Regions from separate parts of the Homo sapiens genome. Here region 2 is linked to region 1. Evidence: read pairs that join two places in POLR2A ChIA-PET (ENCODE). Cell type or tissue: CD4-positive, alpha-beta T cell. All regions are shown on one strand. Links, peaks and the distances in the headings refer to the core of each region. The heading gives the core; the rest is flanking DNA. Region 1 has its middle 190 kb from the start of LINC02015. Region 2 has its middle 130 kb from the start of LINC02015.

Region 1 (9,637 bases), core at 896-8,895:
GCTTTGCTGCATTCCTATCTTTGTTTCTTTGCATGTAATGCTTTTCTTTCCTCTGTTTGCCTTCAAGATATTTTTCTTTAATTTTAAGCATTTTTGATGTAATATCTAGGTGTGTGTGTCCTCTGAGCTTCTTAGATCTATGATTTGCTTTGTTCGTTTAATTTGAAGAGTTCTCAATCTTTACCTCTTTAAATATGTCTTCTACCTCATTCTGTCTCTCTTCTATTGGGACCCCAATCACACATACCTTAGGCCAATTGATACTATCCCACAGCTTTTGGGTGCTCTGTTCTTGTTTTTCTTCTCTTTGTTTTCTTTCTTTTCTGTTTCATTTTGGGCAATTTTTATTTACCTATGTTCTAACTAACTTGATTGGTTTTTCAGTAGTATATGGTCTGCTGATAAGCTCAGTAAAGGAAATCTTCATCTTTGATAGCATTTTCTCTTTCTACTAGCATGTGTATTTGACTTAAAAAAAATACTAGGTCTCACTCTGTGATGTAGTTTGGATTTGTGCCCCACCCAAATCCTTGTCAAATTGTAATCCCCAGTTTTGGAGGAGGGCCTGCAGGAAGGTGATTGGATCATGTGGGCTGATTTCCCCCTTGCTGTTCTCATGATAGTGAGTGAGTTCTCACGAGATCTGGTTGTTTAAAAGTGTAAAGCAACTCCCCCTTCACTCTCTTACTCCTGCCTCTGACGTGTAAGATGCGTCTCCTGGAGGGGTTCTGTGGCTCATGCCTGTAATCCCAGCACTTTGGGAAGCTGAGACAGGTGGATTGCCTGAGGTCAGGAGTTTGAGACCAGCCTGGCCAACGTGGCAAAACTCTGTCTCTACTAAAAATACACAAATTAGCCATGTGTGGTAGCAGGCACCTGTAATCCCAGCTACTTGGGAGGCTGAGGCAGGAGAATCACTTGAACCCGGGAGGTGGAAGTTGCTGTGAGCCAAGATTGTGCCACTGCACTCTAGCCTGGGCAAAAGAGCGAAACTCCTTAAAAAAAAAAAAGCACCTCCTTCCCCTTCTGCCATGATTATAAATTTCCTGAGGCCTCCCCAGAAGCAGAAGTCTGTATAGCCTGCAGAATTGTAAGCCATTTAAGCCTCTTTTCTTTGTAAATTACCCAGTCTCAGGTAGTTCTTTATAGCAGTGCAAGAATGTACTAATGCATTCTGCTGCACAGGCTGGGGTGCAGTGGCGCAATCATAGCTCACTGCAGCCTCAAACTCCTGAGCTCAAGCAATCTTCCCATCTTAGTCTCCTGAGTAGCACAGACTACAGGTGCATGCCACTATGACTAGCTAATTATTTTATTTTTTGTAGAGACGGGGTCTCACTATCTTATCCAGGCTGGTCTCAAACTCCTGGTTTCAAGTGATCCTCCCACTTTGGCCTTCCAAAATGCTGGAATTACAGGCATGAACCACCACTACCTGGCCCATACTTGATTTTTTTTTTTTTTTTTTTGAGACGGAGTCTTGCTCTGTTGCCCAAGCTGGAATGCAGTGGCGTAATCTCGGCTCAATGCAAGCTCCGCCTCCCGGGTTCATGCCATTCTCCTGCCTCAGCCTACCGAGTAGCTGGGACTACAGGAGCCCGCCACCACGCCTGGCTGATTTTTTGTATTTTTAGTAAAGACGGGGTTTCACCATGTTAGCCAGGATGATCTCGATCTCCTGACCTCGTGATCCACCTGCCTCGGCCTCCCAAAGTGCTGCGATTACAGGCGTGAGCCACCGTGCCCAGCCTTGATTTTTTAAAGGTAGTTTCTATCTGTTGTAATTACTATTTGTTCCTATATATAATCCGTCTTTCCTACTAGATACCTTAACATATTAATAATGGCTATTTTATTCATCTGATTGCTTTAAAATCTAGGTCATTTCTTTGGTTTTGTGGATTGCTTTTACCATTAACAATTGATAGCTCTTTTTGGGTTTCATTTGTGTGCCTTGTAGTTTCAATTGAGTGATTCCATTGTGTGAAAAGGAATTACTGGGTCTGAGATTAATAGTATTTATGTCTGGAAAAGGACTTGCATCTTCTTTGGTGAAGTTCTTAGCATGGTGAGTGGATTTAATATAGTTAGTTGTTGATCTGGGCTTGGATTATTTTCCTTGATAATGCTGTTCTAATGTAGCACTGGCTTTAAATCTTACAGCATTTGTCTTCCATTAGCTTGTGCTTAGTGTGGTGCCTGGGGACCTGGAGGATCTTTCTCAGTGCTGGAGTTGTACTCTCTGGTTTTGGTAGAACCACCCTGCATAGCTGTGCCACACAGGGAGTTTCTCTCCTAGCTCGTGACCAGCAGTACACTGTTGTTGCATGTTAGTTTTGCTAGGTTTGTAATGGAATGATGGCATTTTTGTTTTGTTTTATTTTCCTGGTCAGTCTTAGGCAAGATTTGTGTGCCTGGGCCTCAGGGGTGGGGCTTTCTCTACATCCTGTTCTTCTTTTTCACCCCAGCCAAACACTGCTTTATATTTTTTTGTGGTCTTAGGTAGGAGTTTCCTGTTCTTCCTCCAGTTATGACAGATCTCTTTGTGTTATGAGTGTAGGATGCTAGGTTCAAGACAATTTCTTGCCTTTCCCCCAATGTCTTAGTCCATTTGGGGAGCTATAACAGAATGCTATTGACTGGGTGACTTATAAACAACAAATTTATTTCTTACAGTTCTAGAGGCTGGAAAGTACAAGATCAAGGTGAAATCAGACTCTGTGTCTGGTGAGGGTCCTCTTCCTGGTTCCTAGAAGGTCATCTCCTTTCTGCATCCCCACATTGCAGGAGGGTTGAGTGATCTCTCTGGGGTCTCATTATGAGGACACTAATTCCATTTCTGAGTGCTTTACTCTCATGATCTAATTACCTCCCAAAGGCACCAGCACACTGAGGATTAAGTTTCAACATATGAATTTTGAGGAGATACAAACATTCAGTGTATGGCACTCAAGTAGAAGGACTTTTGCTTTTACTTCCATCTCAGCAAGAATGGAGGCTGTGTCCTAAGGATGAGAAGCTTTTCTACTCCTTTCCCAATAAAATGTTGGTTTTATTCTACTCCTATACCAGAAGCAATGCATCTTTACCCATTTGCTGAGAGTGAGAGCGTTCATTGCCCTTCTCTAGAATATTAAGGCTTTTGTTTTGTAGGAAAGAACAGTTCAGGGAAGTAGGCACAGCTCTGGCCTGGTCATTAGTAACTGCCAATCATCTCCTTTATGCCTGTGCCACACTGAGTGGCACTCTTCCCTGTAACCTGCTCATCCTCCAGTCTTTCTTGTAAGCATCTGATAGAAGTCTGTGGAATAGAAAATGTGAGTGTTGGCTTCCCTACATCTGGTTCTACCAGCTCTTCTAAACTTACATGCTTGACCACACTTAGTATTGAAGAATTTATTAAGCTTTTGCTAAGTTGTTTTTATCCATTTTATGTTGTATACTCTGATGTAGGTGAATAAGTTTGTGTATCTGTTTTTTTTTTTTTTTTTTTTTTGAGGCTTGCCCTTCTTTGGAATTGCATTTATTTGATTGTCTTATATCATGAATTGAGTGTTGGTATCTCCCAAAATTTCATATGTTGAAATCCTAACCCTCAACATGATGGTATCAGAGGTAAGTCCTTTGGGAGGCGATTAGGTAATGAGGGTGGAGTCCTCATGAGAAGGGTTAGTGCCCTTACATGAAGAGACATGACACCTTGCTCTTTCTCTACTCTCCACCAAATGAGGATACAATGAAATGAAGGCCATATACAAACCAGGGAAAGTATTCTCACTGTAGACTGGATCTGCCAGCACCTTGGTCTTGGACATCTCTGCCTCCCAACCTGTGAACAATAAATGCTTGTTTTTTAAGCCATCCAATCTATGGTATTCTGTTATAACAGTCCTAATGTACTTCGTATACCTTTTGATCTCAGTTTTCTGATGGGCCCAAGAAAAGTTAACGTTTTGTAGATTATATGGCTTTTCTTTTTTAGGAAAAGAGCAATGTTTTGCATCTTTCAACATCTTTAAAGAAAAGTAATCTTGAAGTGAATGCCAGTACTTTGGCAGGTGCTTAGTAAACTTCTGAAACCATGTTTTCACTGTTTCTCTAGCCCACCCTCCCTCCCCAACTCCTCCCCTAAAGCTTTTGCTCCCCTTCATTTTTAAAGTCTTGCCAGAAGAAAGACTGCCCAGATGGTGAGTGGAAAATGTAGAGGAAGGCTCTGTGCCTTATATAGCCCGAACTATAAACTTGTAAAGACACTGAGTTTTACTTACTTAAATCTATTTTATTTAAAATGTAAATATAAAATATTTTATTTCTATTTTGGACAATATAGTAGGTAGCTAGCAGATCAGTAAAATTACAAATAGAGCAAGTGCAAAAGAAGAACAGGTGGAAGACAACAGGAAATGTAGGTGCTGACTCAGCCTCACTTATATGATGTAGAAGAATTTGGGAAATGAAGCCATTAGGTTAGGCAACTCTCTCTCTCTCTGTCGTCACGTTCACATGTGTTAGAGAAAGGAGTGGTTTGGTAAAATATGTCTTCAACCACAAAATTTGACAGTTTTGGAGAATAAGATATCTGATATTCAACTCCACAAATGTGGTGATAAACATAAGTGATATTTAGCCCTCTTAATAACATGAAAAACACTCACACACATGGAGCTGGATTTTCTCCTGGAAAAGATAGGTTTTAAGTTTTACATGAATTTGTTAACTCTCTGCTACTAGACATGGAGGGCACTTGGTTTCCCAGACAAGGTGTTGGGAATGAGAATCCTACGTCTGCCAAACCTATTTGAACTTGTTGCCTTGTTGTGAATCTCTACTAGATCGTTTGGCATCTCATGCACAATTTTTTAATCTTATAAATGAGAGATTCATGTAAATGTTTAACTCAGTCTGAAAGAAGAAATCTTGAAAGGGCAGCCAGGGAGAGTGAGAGCAGTGTCAAAGAGGCAAAAAGAGGTCAGACTTATTTCCTTATCTAAAAGGATTTTATATATCACAACTTCAGGTCTCTTTTCACCCTGCCTGGGGAAGCTCTTCAGCTCGTCTTTAGGAAGCCATGCTCTATCATTGCCCCATTAGGTGGACTTTCTTCTTACAACAGCTGCCATGTGAAATACTGGGCTTGGGTTATTATCACAATTTCTGTGTTTCACATACATTCTGCCTGTGTCACAGCAAATCGATTTCTCTAAAGGGATCATCAATCCAAGACTATGGGAACAAGCAAATTCTCCTTGGCAAGTCATTTCTAATTATCAAAATGTTCCAGATAAGTGATTACTTCTCTAGGAATGTTCTAAATGTGAGCTCATATGAAGAGGTTTGTGTCTGTAGAATGGAAGGGATTTTTATTGACCATCTAGTCTGCCTACTGACTAAAGATCTTTTTTTTTTTAATTTTCTGACTAAAGATCTTTAGGAACGATCATGCAAACTCCACTTTGATATCTACTGTTGTGAACTGACCTAAAAAAATTAGATGTAAAAATATTAGCCTCCTTTGAGTAGAGATTAATAGCCTATAGTTTTTATCTGCTCTTATACCATCTTTCTAAGTAATTGAAAATAAAATTCTTCTTCAAATATAGACATTTAATAGCAAGTATACACAACATAAGCTCTACGAATTCTTGGCTTTATCTTTTTGTGTGTGTGTGTGCTAAGACTGTACTAAGGATGGTAGATTCCCCTGAAGGCAAACGCAGCAAATGCAATATGATTCCAACAGTAGGACTCGGCTGATGTTCTAGTTAGACTTGGGTGGCCAAAAATCCCCCAATCCAATGTCTGGACAGAGGTCTCTATAGAAATCAAGTCTCGGGTGCAATTCTTACAGCTAAATTTTGAAAGGCTAGTTAGATTCTTAAACTATAGTCTTCCAACAGACTAAATGCCTCTAACAGTTTTTGCGTCTATTTGAAAAAATCACTAATCCCTAATTTCAACAACAGAAATCTATTTCTAATATTATTTTGTTAACCTAGAAAGGCTATGGTGTTGACTGGCCAGTAAAGATGCTTAAAGCTCTTGTAGTAGCCACCTTTATCATGTGTCACTTTAATTATGCCTTGATTTATGCTCATTTCAAATTATTCATCTCTCTGTTTCAGCAGGCGTCTGTCTTTGAAAATAGTGAGGGTAATGCTGGTGGATAAAGGGAAGGCTTGCAGGTAACAGTTAGTCTGGGCAAAGGTAGTTTGAGGTCAGCTCTTTAGAGTGGGGATTTCACTGGATCCTCTGAGGAACCTGAACTTTTCATATTTCTCTAATAAATGAGGAAGTTTAGGGACATTATTACCTTTGAACAATCTACATAAGTCATAAATACATCTTCTCCCTTGATGTAAGGGAATACTAAAAGCAAAAAATACTAATAGTTTTCCAGCCTAAAATCCCATTTGGAGAAGGATGGGCATAAAATATTGATCTGTATCTTCTACAGTCCAACCTCTTTGAATTCATCTCATAAAAGCAGACCTGGAACTATTTTTGGTGCATTAGTTTTATGAAAGAGACCATACAAACTCCTATTAGAGACTTGGTCAAAAGAGTCAGTTTAAGTTTTTTTCTGGTCTCCATAAAAATTCAAATTAATTTCCTGTATAATCTACATCAATGGGGATACACAGAAGTTAAAAAAAAACTCTCAAAGAAAGATTTAATTGTATTCATCACAGTAAACTTACATAAACCAGGATGTGGTTCAATTTATTTTGAAAGGATTTTCAGCATTAAAGGTTAAAACAAAAAGAAGTCTCTAGTTAACCTTCAATTAACCATAGCTGCCTGGCACTTTCTATTAATCAAGATTTTACTCCTTCTCGCATTATTTTTATGACATCCAATTTTATTTGGTTTCTTCAATATATTTCTCAGAAGTGAAATAGCTCTATTTTATGGATGAAAATCGAATCAAAATGTAGAAGGCTTACTGTGACCTTCATAAAGTCATCTCCCTGAGGTTCTTTTCTTATTTTTAAAATGACAATAACGAGGTCTACTCCAGTGTGCTGTGTAAGAATGGAATGAAATCTTGCAGAGAGGCAAGGTAGCATTGGAAAGACTAAAGGTTTAGGAGTCAGGTAGATGTAGTTTTCACCACATATGAGCTACGTGACATTGGGCAAGGAATTGACATTTATAAGCCTCAGTTTCCTTATGAATAAAATAAAAACATAAATCCTCATTGGGACATTGCCATGTTAGATGAGGTAATATTTGCAAAGGTCTTGGCATATAAAAGGCAAAATAAGGTAGCTTTTTTTTTTTCATTTGAGAGAAGACCCTGAATATGACTACAAAAAAGTATGAGAACCAGTGTTAGAACTTGCGTGTTTTATTATCATCTTGTGTCTCTCTGGAAATGTTTCTTTCTCTGTAGTCAATATCCATATCATGAACATGCACTGTGTAACTAGTTTCCCTCTTGAAAAATTCTTAGTCTATTTTTGTTTTCTTTTAAGTCCTGATTAAGGATAAGGTTAGGCTTCTGTGAGTTCTTGTCTCACAATTTTGTTCCTTTCAAAGCAGCAAAAGAATTTAGGTGTTGGGAGGAAAAGTCATAGTTGTATCTTAAAGCAGTGGTTCTTAAGCCACTTTGAATCGGATTTACCTGGAAGGCTCTTAAATAATCCCAGATTTAAGGTCCCCATTCCTGATTCAGTAAATCTGAAGTACATCACTAAAATTTGTATTTGCCTAAGTGATTTAAAAAATTCTCTGTAATCATGGTAAAATATACATAGCATAAAATTTGCCATCTTAACCATTTTTAAGTGTGCAGTCAATGGTGTTAAGTAAATTTTCATTGCTGTGCAACCACTACTATCCATTTCCAGAACACTTACCTTGCAAAACGGAAACTCTATTTACATTGAACAATAACTCTCCATTTACCTCTCTCCCCAGCCGCTGACAACCACTATTCTATTTTCCATTTCTATGAATTTAGCTATTCTAGGTTCCTCATATAAGTGGAAGCGTACATTATTTGTCTTTTTGTGACCGGCTTATTTCACTGAACGTCATGAAATCAAGGTTCATCCATGTTGTAGCATGTGTCAGAATTTCCTTTCTTTTTAATGCTGAGTGATATTTCATTGTATATATGGATCACATGTACTTTATCCATTTATCTGATGATTACTCTTCCCCAAGTCATTTTTAAAATATGAAATACTTCACAAATTGGCATATCATTTTTGCACAGGTGCCATGCTAATTTTCTTTGTATCATTCCAATTTGAGTACACATACTGCCAAAGCCAAGGACCCCAAATTATTTTTGAAATCACTGATAAGGCAATTTTTTCAGATGCACATTGGTGGGACATTAAATCAATCTAATTTGGTGACCAATATTTTTTAAAAACATAGAATAGAAGAAAATAAAATAGGTAAAAATTGTAATAATAGGGAAATATATTATTTTAAGTATTTTATTTCTGTATGTGTGTTATTGTGGGAGAGAGGGGTTATGTGAACTAAATCAGGACATACTAGCTGTTCTCAGTTTAAAAAGAATAAAGGCCACCTGTCCAGAGACCTAGAATATAGAATCTAGTTGGATGATATGTAAATTAACATAGTGTTCTCAGCTCAAAATGTGTAGAGGTACTATAGTCCTGATTTTACTTTTAAGATACTTAAAATTTAAGATTGAGAACAGCCTTCTATAGACTGATGTGGACTCCATGCTTCATCATAGAAGTCTGAGTATTGCTTATTAATGAATCATTTTCATAACATTGTATTAGGAGTTACATATAAATTTGGCATCACTTTGATACACTAAGCTTTTATAGACTCCAGAAGTAGATAAAGAATTTCTAACAGCAGTAATGGAGAGGTGTGAATGCCACCAGCAATTCAAGATTCTGTTCCAACTCAGGAAACATACTACCCCAATCAAAATTAATTTCCTCCCCCTTTGGCATTTTTCTCAACCATATGTAGTTTTAAAATTATTGTGGTGACTTCTATCGCTCTTTTGAAAATATACAGGATGTATTTATCGAAGATAAATATAATTTTACTTAGTATGTTTTCTGAAATGATAGCACACAATATATATCAGAAAATAAGGCAATTATATGATAACTGTTTGTGAACTGTATTTGATTCTGCCAGATTTTATGAAAGATATATGTTTAACATATGTAAATGTTTATATTAGATCATATGGAATATAATTTTCGTATGCCTTTTAAAGAATTATGGAATTCATGTTCTTCCTCAGGAGAGTGATTTCCAAAGTGTCTTAGATTTTTGCGTATGACTCCACTTCAAATCCTCTGTGATTTGCATCATGCTGTACCATTTGACCCAGCAATCCCATTACTGGGTATATATATAAATCATTCCATTATAAAGATACATGCAGACATAAGTTCACTGAAGCACTATTCATAATAGCAAAGACATGCAATCGACCCAAATGCCCATCAATGATAGACTGGATAAAGAAAGTGTGGTACATACACACCATGGAATATTATGCAGCCATAAAAGGGAACGAGATCATGTCCTTTGCAGGGACATGTATAGAGCTGGAAGCCATTATCCTTAGCAAACTAACCCAGGAACAGAAAACTAAACACCCTATGTTCTTAATTATAAGTAGGAG
Region 2 (9,637 bases), core at 498-8,497, 61 kb before region 1:
CTCCTCACCATTATACAATGTGAGTGCTGACAAGGTCTTTTAAAAATAACAATACTTTATTTTAAATTAGTTCATCTGTTTGGGGAAAAAGGCAGCAGTGTGCACCTATATAGGTGTCATATCCTTTAGTCCCATAAATTTCACAACTAAAACTATATCTTCTTTTTTTGTTTGTTTGAAATGGAGTCTCACTCTGTTACCCAGGCTGAAATGCAGTGGCACAATTTCGGCTCACTGCAGCCTCCACCTCCTGGGCTCAAGTGATTCCCCTGCCTCAGTCTCCTGAGTAGCTGGGATTACAGGTGGCCACCACCGCACCCAGCTAATGTTTGTATTTTTAGTAAAGATGGGGTTTTACCATGTTGGCCAAGCTGGTCTTGAACTCCTGACCTCAGGTGAACCACCTGCCTTGGCCTCCCAAAGTGCTGGGATTACAGAAATGAGCCACCACGCCTGGCCTAAAACTATATCTTAAAAAAAATAGTTCACGTAAGAAACAAAAATCTTAAGGAAGGAATGACTTTACTTGTGACTTATTGATGATAAAAGGAACTTGGAAACAATTTGGATGCCCAATATTAGAAATGCTTAAATAAATTATACTAGCAAGAAAACACATTAGAAAGATGTTAACATTTAGCACTTTAGAGCTTAGACAAATATATAGAAAAATTTTTTTTGGAAAAGCTTAATGCGATATTTGTACACAAGTATGTGAAATGCTATATATGAATGCTAACATTCCCCAAAAGCAAAGACTTATTTTACTGGGTAGGCTGTTTGCATTGTATAAAAAACATGAGTTTAGAATTAGAGCTAGATTTAAATTCCAGTTCTTCCATAAGCTGTGTGACACTTGCAAATTATTAATCCTCTCTGGATATCTATTTCCTTATTAGCAAGTGTGTGTGTGTGTGTGTGTGTGTGTGTGTGTGTGTGTGTGTGTGTGTTAAGCAAAGCCACTTTAAGAGTCTAGGACATAGTAGGAGCTCAATGCTATTATTTCCCTTTCCCTTTACTAAATACCTGAGACTCCCTTGGTTTAAAAAGTTTTGTTCAAATTGACTGACTTTTATAGAAATTTCAATGTCGTTGTTTTTGACCCATGCAAGAATTTCTAACAGATGAGACTCTATTAATTAATGTGATGATTCTCCTGTAATTGGTCAATAATCTTTACATTTGAATAGATTTCAGAACAGTATTAAATATCTTGGGTTGGAGGTTAATTTCTATAAACAGAAATGTATATCCAACAGTGTTGCATTTTAGCTGATCTTGACTATAAACGAGTGCAATTTGTGTTCATTTCCCATATATCATTGACACTAAATTTTGGAACACTTACATCTGGGTTATGTTTGAGTAACCTTCTGGGAGTATCTCTCCATAGATTTGGGAATGAAATATCTCCCAAATATAATGCAATTTCAGAATGCCTAGAAACTCACTACGTAGTATATATGCGTATTTAAAAGAAACTGGTCTCATACATGATAAAAGAAGGTTAATGCTAGACATAATGACTATTGCCACTTGGTAGCAGGGGCCAGAGAGAACAGGAAAAAGATTAAACAAGAGGATTAAAATTATTTTTCAAGTAAGGCTATACCTCTGTATACGTGCTTAATTACAAAAGGAAATTAGGAGCAAGTGCATGTATATTACTGCATGTATAAACATAGAGTTTAATCGGTTTGGAGTAACTTAATGACTGCTTGCAATATTTCTGGCGATTTGTTCTAAGCTTTGTGATTTTAAATTGGTTTCTTGAAAATGCTGGATAAAACATTTGAATTCACACATTGCTTTAGGAATTGATTTGGAGATAATAAAATATAATGAAATGTTTCACCTCAGATGGATCTAATTTATATTTGCTCTGTACCCTTTTTTAAAACCTGAATGCAAATAATAAGGACACTGCTAGGATGTTTAGAGGAGCTGTAACTGCAAGTTACTCTTATTTCTTTTTATTGGGTGAACTCTTTCAAAATTCCATTCTCTCGAGGTGGTAGAGAACAAGGACAAATCCTACAGGGGTTTCCCCTTTTTATCCACAAAAATTATATATGAAATTGAAAGGCAAGGAGGTAAAAATCTGGCAACTCAGGAAAGAAATGATTATAAAAGTCTAAGAATAGGGACATTTACATTTCGACCACTAAGGAGAAGTTTCATGAGTTCTCAGATAGTCTCTGATAGTGACAGGACTACATTTGATCAACTATCAAAAGGAGATGATGACAGTCAGTATTACCTGATGTGAAAATGACCTGCAAATGATTCTGGAAAAAAATGATAGCTATTCTTCCAAGACAGTCAAGAAGAATAAAGCAAAGGTGTTTATTATCATCCTATTTTTTGATTTATAAATATTATTTTCCTGATCTGACAATATATACTTGGAAGTATTTAAAAAAAAAGAAGTCTGGGCATATGAAACCACTCGAGGCACATATGGCCCCTTTATGTCAGGGAAAGTATCATGGTATTATATTCTTCTTTTTTTCCTTGTTAGCTGGGTATCCATTTCCTGTTGGATTTCTTTAATCCAACTAAGATTTTCAGCTTTCAGGAGTACAGTCACCCCAAATTTGCTCACTCTCTTTTTGGGATCTTCTTTTGCCATTGTTTTTTCTTTTATAATTGATTAGGTAGTAATAGGACTTAAAAAATAACTCTTGAATAGATTATAACTCAAGTGTCCCAGAATTTGTGCCCAGATTACCAATCATATGACTGCTAGCAAAGCAGTCTATTTTTTCTTAAACTTTGTTTTCCATTTCTGTGATTATCCTACATTTTATGAATTTTTTTCATAGGTACCTAATCTTCTCATGCTAATTATTTTCTCTCACCTTCAAGCAAGAAAGACTGTTCCTAAAAAACTCCTTTCCCAACTCCACCTCCTTTCTGTTTCTTCTCGTTGAAGTTTGCACTTCAATGAGTTTGGGAGTTTATTGCATTATGCATTGCAGCTTTTGACATACAAATTTGATCTCCCATTAGCCAGTGACCTCCTTGAAAGCAAGAATGTATGTTATTACTCTTTGTAGCTTAGTTATGTTCATAGCACATAGTAGGTACTCAATACATGCTAACTTATTTAGAATAAGGTGCAATGAGTAATAAAAATCATCCTTTTTATTCCTAATGCATTGCAACAAGTGTAGATGTCCAGAGATAAACTTTATACTACAAAAGTATAAATTTTGTTTTGGAGAATTTTGAACATTAGTAAGTATGAAGACAACTTGAGTCTTATTTTTGTCTTTAATCAGAGGAGCCATTTTGGCATATCGAAAGTCACATCACAAAAATGCCTTCCCTCTTTTCCTACCTCTGAAGACTTTGATGTATTTCTGAGTTTTTTGTTTCCAATCTCACTTTCCAACAGTTTCATTCTTGGTTATTTGCTGGAAACTTAAAGGGGTAAGGGGTCAGTAATGCATGGGAGTGTGTAGGCAGGTGGGGGGTAGTCTTTTTTGTTTCTTTTATTTTTATTTGTTCTTTTTTTTTTCCTTTTCCTTCTTTTTTTTTTTGGAACAAAGAGCTTTTCCTAGCGCTATTAGGCTTCCTTACTGCCACCTTTTCCTTTTTAAGGTAGCAGGAAAGATAATAGTAACATGATTTCAGTTTTTAAAAATGAAAGTTCAGAGAGTCTGAGTTGCTTGAACTCACTAAGAATGAAAAACCAGAATTCTTATCACTTCTCTTCATTTTCCAAATTCGGTACCCTCTTATAGTATAAAACTTTACACAGCATGTCATTGTCTTAGGATATTTTCTCAGTTACTTAAAGGTCAAGTACACAGAATTAGACGTGATGGAATGGCCTGGTTGAATAACTCTTTATTACGCTGGACTTACTGCTCTTAAAACCTAAGCAATGTTCATGTCCATCAACAGACTAAGATCTATTTGTCTAAGTTTAAATAGTGTATTAATTTAATTCATTTGTCAACACAGCTGGTCTCTTTAGGTATTTTTAAAACATCAGCACAATGATTAAAATAATAATAATCTGTAGAAAGTTAAGATTAAATACATGTCTATGTTAAAATTGGCCATACTTCACAGAACCATTTTCATATGCTTAGCACTAGATAAATTTATGTGACAAGAGTAAAATTAGACAATCTATGACGTATGTCATCGAAACATATGTCATCAATTAATAGGCTGAATTTTCAAGTCCCATTGCTAGAAGACTGTTAATAACTCCTATGCTTTCTTTATTCTTGTAATTTAGGTGAGCATCACCATGTTCAATGATTAGACCTAACTCATACTTGAAAACAGAGATCATTGAAAAATTCATATGAATGATACAACTAAATGTACTTCCTTTTTATATGGAAAAACCTCATAATATCTAACAGAGATAGATCCACTAGAAGATAGTAACAACAGCAAAGATAGCAGTTATACCACGTAGGGGGGGTCTCTTCTTTACTGAAATCAAGATCTTCTAAAAAGTGAACATAACATTTCTTTCTCTATTTCAGTTAGAAATTAGAGGCTGACTTTTCAGATGTGGATGCTGAACCTTGCCAACCTCAGTCAACCAAAGCTATTTTAAACATTTTCAGTCTGGCCTATCCACTTGTAACCAAACTTCTTAGGACTTGACACCCATACCCCTACTTCTTGGATCAAGGCTTGAGCCCGATTATTCCTTTTTGCTTTCTGGTGTCTGGTGACAGCTTTACTCATAGTTTGTTTTCAGCCCTCCCCAGTAGGCTTTATTTTGGAGTGCAATTCTTTTTTTTCTTTTTTTTTTTTTCTTAGATGGAATCTCGCTCTGTCGCCCGGGCTGGAGTGCAGTGGCACAATCTCAGCCTACTGCAACCTCCATCTCCCGGGTTCAAGCAATTCTCCTGCCTCAGCCTCCTGAGTAACTGGGACTACAGAGGCACACCACCACGCCCAGCTAATTTTTGTATTTTTAGTAGAGACGGGGTTTCACCATGTTGGCCAGGGTGATCTCGATCTCTTGACTTTGTGATCTGCCCACCTCTGCTTCCCAAAGTGCTGGGATTACAGGCGTGAGCCATCACACCCAGAGTGCAATTCTTTAGTTACTTCCGATTCCTTTTTCTTTTCTGGATATTTGGCCTTGGTCTTGTTTGGGCAGTCCTATGGCATTCTGTCTCCACAGTATTTAGAACTCTTTTGATTGAAATAATGAATGCCCAATTTAGACTAACGTGGAGTAGAGCACATTGCATCCAGGCCCAAGGAATAATTGGTACAGAGACACACAATGCCACCAACATTCTTTCTCTTGTCTCTGCTTCTCTTTCACTCTATTTCTTTCTTTTCTCAAGTTGCAGACTTGACTTCTCTCTTTTATAGTTATGACAGGAAGTGGTTTTTGAATTCGTTTCCCCCAAATTCATCACTTCCTTTTAAGAAAGCTGTCAAAGCAAGCAGGAACTTTTGGATCCATTCCAAATTCTCAGAGAAGTGTGATTTGCTTAGCCTGAGCCAGATGCCCATCCGAAGGCCAATGACTGTAACAAGCAGATGGAGTCACATTATACTCTTAGGGAAGCCCTATAGTAACCATATAGATATAGATGGTTTTGAGGGGTTGAAGAGTAACTGTAGTTTCCAGACAAAAGATGAGGCAGTCTTAGGGTAGATTCTGTGCCCTTTAGAACAGACCTCTATGACACTTTTTCTTCTCACTGCTTGCTACATCATTTCCTCAAGAATCACAGGACTTTACAGTCTGTGCCGAAAGCAGCCAAAAACCAGTGGTTTTATGCCATTTTCCCTTGAATCCCTGCTGGTAAGCTTTTTAACATCTATCTTGCCTTTTGAAAGTGAAATGTTATTTTTTATGTCTTCAGCTCTCATAATTAGCTCAAGAACGTAGCTTTCTCAGCTAGCATTTTTTTACTCTTTTTAGACAGAACAACAATACCAAGTTTTCTGGATGCCTCTCTGTCTCCATCTGCTTTACCATCTCCCCTTAATTGAGGAAAAATTCTAAGTAACCCTGATGGTCATTACTCGGTGTCAGTCTTGCCACTATGTCACAGCCTGTCATAATTACATGATGTCACTCTATGCTAAATTCCCCCTCCTAATGAATGCTTCATTATCCAAAAGAGAATATATTATATTAAATCTACATTTTGCAGTTTTGGCATTTTGCTAAAGATTATGCTTTATCTGGACCTTGAGAATACCAGAGGTTCTTCCCTTTGACTTTGTATGCTTAAGTAGGCCTTGACCTTTCCCTTTTTGAAAACCATTGTTTGATGCTAAAATTTTAGTCACACTCTAGTTGCCTTCCATGGAGCATTAGGTAAAGCAGAAGTAGCAACACAACCCCAAAACACTAATTTAATAATTGTTGGTGGACTCTAGCTAAAACGTCTTAACTTGAATTATGATTGGAGGCATGAAAACATGAAGCAACATTTCAGATACTCCTGGAAAATTACACATTTGACTGTAGTAGTTAATAAGCATAGAATTAATTATCAGAATTTTCAAGGTATAAGGTCGTCATAAACCAAAGACAGTATTTAGGCATATGTTAACTTTCCAACATACTTTAGTATAGTGGTTCCCAATTCTGACTGACTATAAGAATTAACTAAATAACTATTTAAAAATACCCAGATTCTTAAACTCTGCCCAAGACCTACTGAATGAGGATCTTTGGGAGAGGAATTTTATATAATATTTGATTTTGATTTTGAGGAAGAGAGATTTTAATGTTCTCCCAAGTGATAGTGATGCTCAGCTAAACTAGAAATCACTTATTTCTATTACAGCTCTACTCTTTCCTTTAAGTGAACTCCAGGAAGTCATTTTGCTCACAGATGTGACACTGGCAGATTAGAAGTACACTTCACTGATAAGTCCGGAGAGTTACCCATCAATGTGTCCCCATAGTCCCAGCCCAGGCTCTTCTGCCCTCCTCATTCTTCATTAGTTACAATTGACACCTCTTTATAAAAACTAGGGCCTACTCCAACAAGTTTGAGAAGAAAGAGAATGGCTCGTCCCACACCCCAAATCTGGGCTCATTTGAGAGGGGAGAACCATACTTCCCTCGGCTGTAGAGTATCCAGGAGATGAAATACGAAAAAGCACTGAGAGGCAGACGCTGCCTGTCTCAGCCTCTTGGACTGTTCTTAGCCCGAACCTCTTGCAATCCTGCCTGTAGCTTCAGCCCCACCCTACTCCTTAAGACCAACCTAATCTTGGACATGATAGTCTTTACACAACTTCTGGGGCATCACTCCCAGGCTGGAGATATCGTGACCTGACTCTGGTAACTAGGTTTCAGCATTTCTCTACACGTCAGAGTCTTTATCTCGGCAACCTGCCTGATACCTCGGTTTTCCCAGATCACACTTCTCAGTGTGGTATGGGACATCCTTCACCAGGATCTTCAAAGGTGCCTATCAAAAAAATGCCAGTAATGAGCTTGCACCCAGACCTATTAAATCAGAATCCTTATGGCTGGAGTCCAAGAAGCGTATTTAAAAATAAGTGAACAGTCAAGTTGTTTTACAGAGTCCTCAGCTTCTCTAATCTGGAAATTCTGGAATCCCTTAATCTCTTTGTATCTGATATTTCTGATTATTTTCATTATTATTATTATTCTGACTTTTGGAGTAGTGTAATATAGTACAATAGTTGTACATTTCTTTTTTAGCAGAGCCATTCATAAGATATCACCCCTGAATTTGGCTGGGGGTTGTATTGTGCATATGAAATTTTTGGCTGCAGGACATTCTAGTACTCTACTCAAAAATATGTTTTTATTGCATACTGGAGAGATTTAATCATGTTACCAAACATACTCATTCAGAAGCATTACGAAATACAACTCACTCTAATTACTTTTTATCATTATTATTGTAATTATTTTATTATTTATTATCCCCATTAAGAACAATTAATATGATATACTACTATCAATCATTTGACTATAATAATAACAGCAACATCTGAAATTTTCAAAGCATCTTTTTTAAAAGAGTCCAAATAGAATGAAAAAAAAATGAGTTGTGTCTTTAAAAGTATTTTCTGAGTGTTTTTCTAGTAAGCCACCACCATTTACGTATTTATGAGAAATATATTCACATGCACGCTACTTGTGTGATGACAAAATTATTCTCTCAAAGCCGAATACAAATTAGAAAGTCAGGGCAAGGGCTTTATTTTATATCAGATCCAATAATTGTGAAATACTTTGGCAAGCACTACTAAGAATAAGTGAAATTGTGTTATTGCAAAATAATCAGATCTGACTTCAGTAAACTCCACTCAGTGATATTTAAGTTGGATGACAAAGCTAAAATTTCTGCAAACTATTATTTGTACCCAGACTGACATGAATTAGAATTAGTAACTCACAATGGGCATTCAACTATAAGGTACAAACTAGAGGTGATTTATTTAGTGGTTTGAAATCTAGGAAGGAGTTTTATACTTCGACTGTATGTAAAGGCTGTTTCTGTTTTTACAAATGCTAATTACAAAAAATTATAACATAACTCATCTGAATTGTCACTGAACTGCCTAGGGAAACTCACATAAATTTTCTTCCCTAAATAAGTCTGCTAATACAGCATGCAACAATAACAAGGGTAAATAAGACCAATGTTTTCAAATATAAAGGGAGATGGTGGTATTCTTCTAAATTTATTTGATGAATTTGATAACATTTCAAATACATCACGAACTAATTTTTTGTGGCTGGATTGCATTTTATTTATATACATAACATTTTTTCTAGATATAATAGTATGTCATGCAGATTTTTTTTGAGGAAGTGGAAATGATTCTCCAGTGGAATTGGAAGAATAAGATTTAATTTTGTTATCTTTTATATGCATCATTTTTCTATCCTTGAGATAATTTTTTTAAATACCTGAGATCTTTTGCAATAGAATTCTTTTCACCCATGTAGGTCAGAGATCCCCACTTCCAGTGACCACATTACTCATAAATATCAATATTATGATAGTTAATTAAAGAGGGAGGCTCTGAAAGGGGAGAGTTTCAGAAAACCTGATATATGTTCAAAGGTCTGCAGGTGCACTATGCGAATATATCCAGGTTGAAAGAAGATGACCATTGCCCCTGCAATGTCAAACCAGCATTCCCTGGTGATGACAGTGGTGGAGACTTCCCTAGTCATTCATCTATTCATTCCTCAAGTATTAATTGACATCTACCATGTGTAAGGTGCTGTGCTGGATGCAATGGTTATAAAGACAGGAAAGCAGTTTTGCCCCTAAGGAACACACACACTAGAGAAGGAAACATAAATTGATACATCAGCGCCAAGTGGAACACACAATATAACATCATGATTGAGTACAGACTTCAGAGCCAGATTGTTTATGTTTGAATCCCACTGTCATTTACTACGTGACCTTAAGGAATTACTTTATTTCTCTTTCCTCAGCTTCATCATCTGCAAAATGGGGATGCCTACCCTATAGGTTTATTATAAAAATTACGTAAATTAATGTATGTATTAAGTTGAACCATACAAAATTGCTGATTTTGTGGTTATAAAACCATTTGAATAAACAACATACAAAAAGTGCTAACCGTGAAAAATTAATAAATTGGAGTTAATTGAATCTAAACA

What was found. ChIA-PET counts read pairs that join two places held together with the same protein. Peaks named below come from ENCODE experiments on the same cell type or tissue, not always from the same donor. Only the 100,000 strongest peaks of a DNase experiment are listed, where the experiment ranks them.
Region 2: POLR2A ChIA-PET joins it to region 1 with 15 read pairs; 3 of 35 experiments call an interaction of 5 or more read pairs at or near these places.

What each region holds. Positions count from the first base shown.
Region 1 is chr3:177,999,496-178,009,132 of GRCh38, forward strand. It overlaps the pseudogene RNU6-1120P. Among named protein-coding and RNA genes, the nearest start is that of LINC02015, 190 kb to the left of the region's middle. In CD4-positive, alpha-beta T cell, for the core only: no CTCF peak of the experiment used is centred there; a DNase peak (open chromatin) is centred at 4,466; H3K27ac peaks cover 948 bases.
Region 2 is chr3:177,938,944-177,948,580 of GRCh38, forward strand. No RefSeq gene overlaps it. Among named protein-coding and RNA genes, the nearest start is that of LINC02015, 130 kb to the left of the region's middle. In CD4-positive, alpha-beta T cell, for the core only: no CTCF peak of the experiment used is centred there; a DNase peak (open chromatin) is centred at 5,448; H3K27ac peaks cover 676 bases.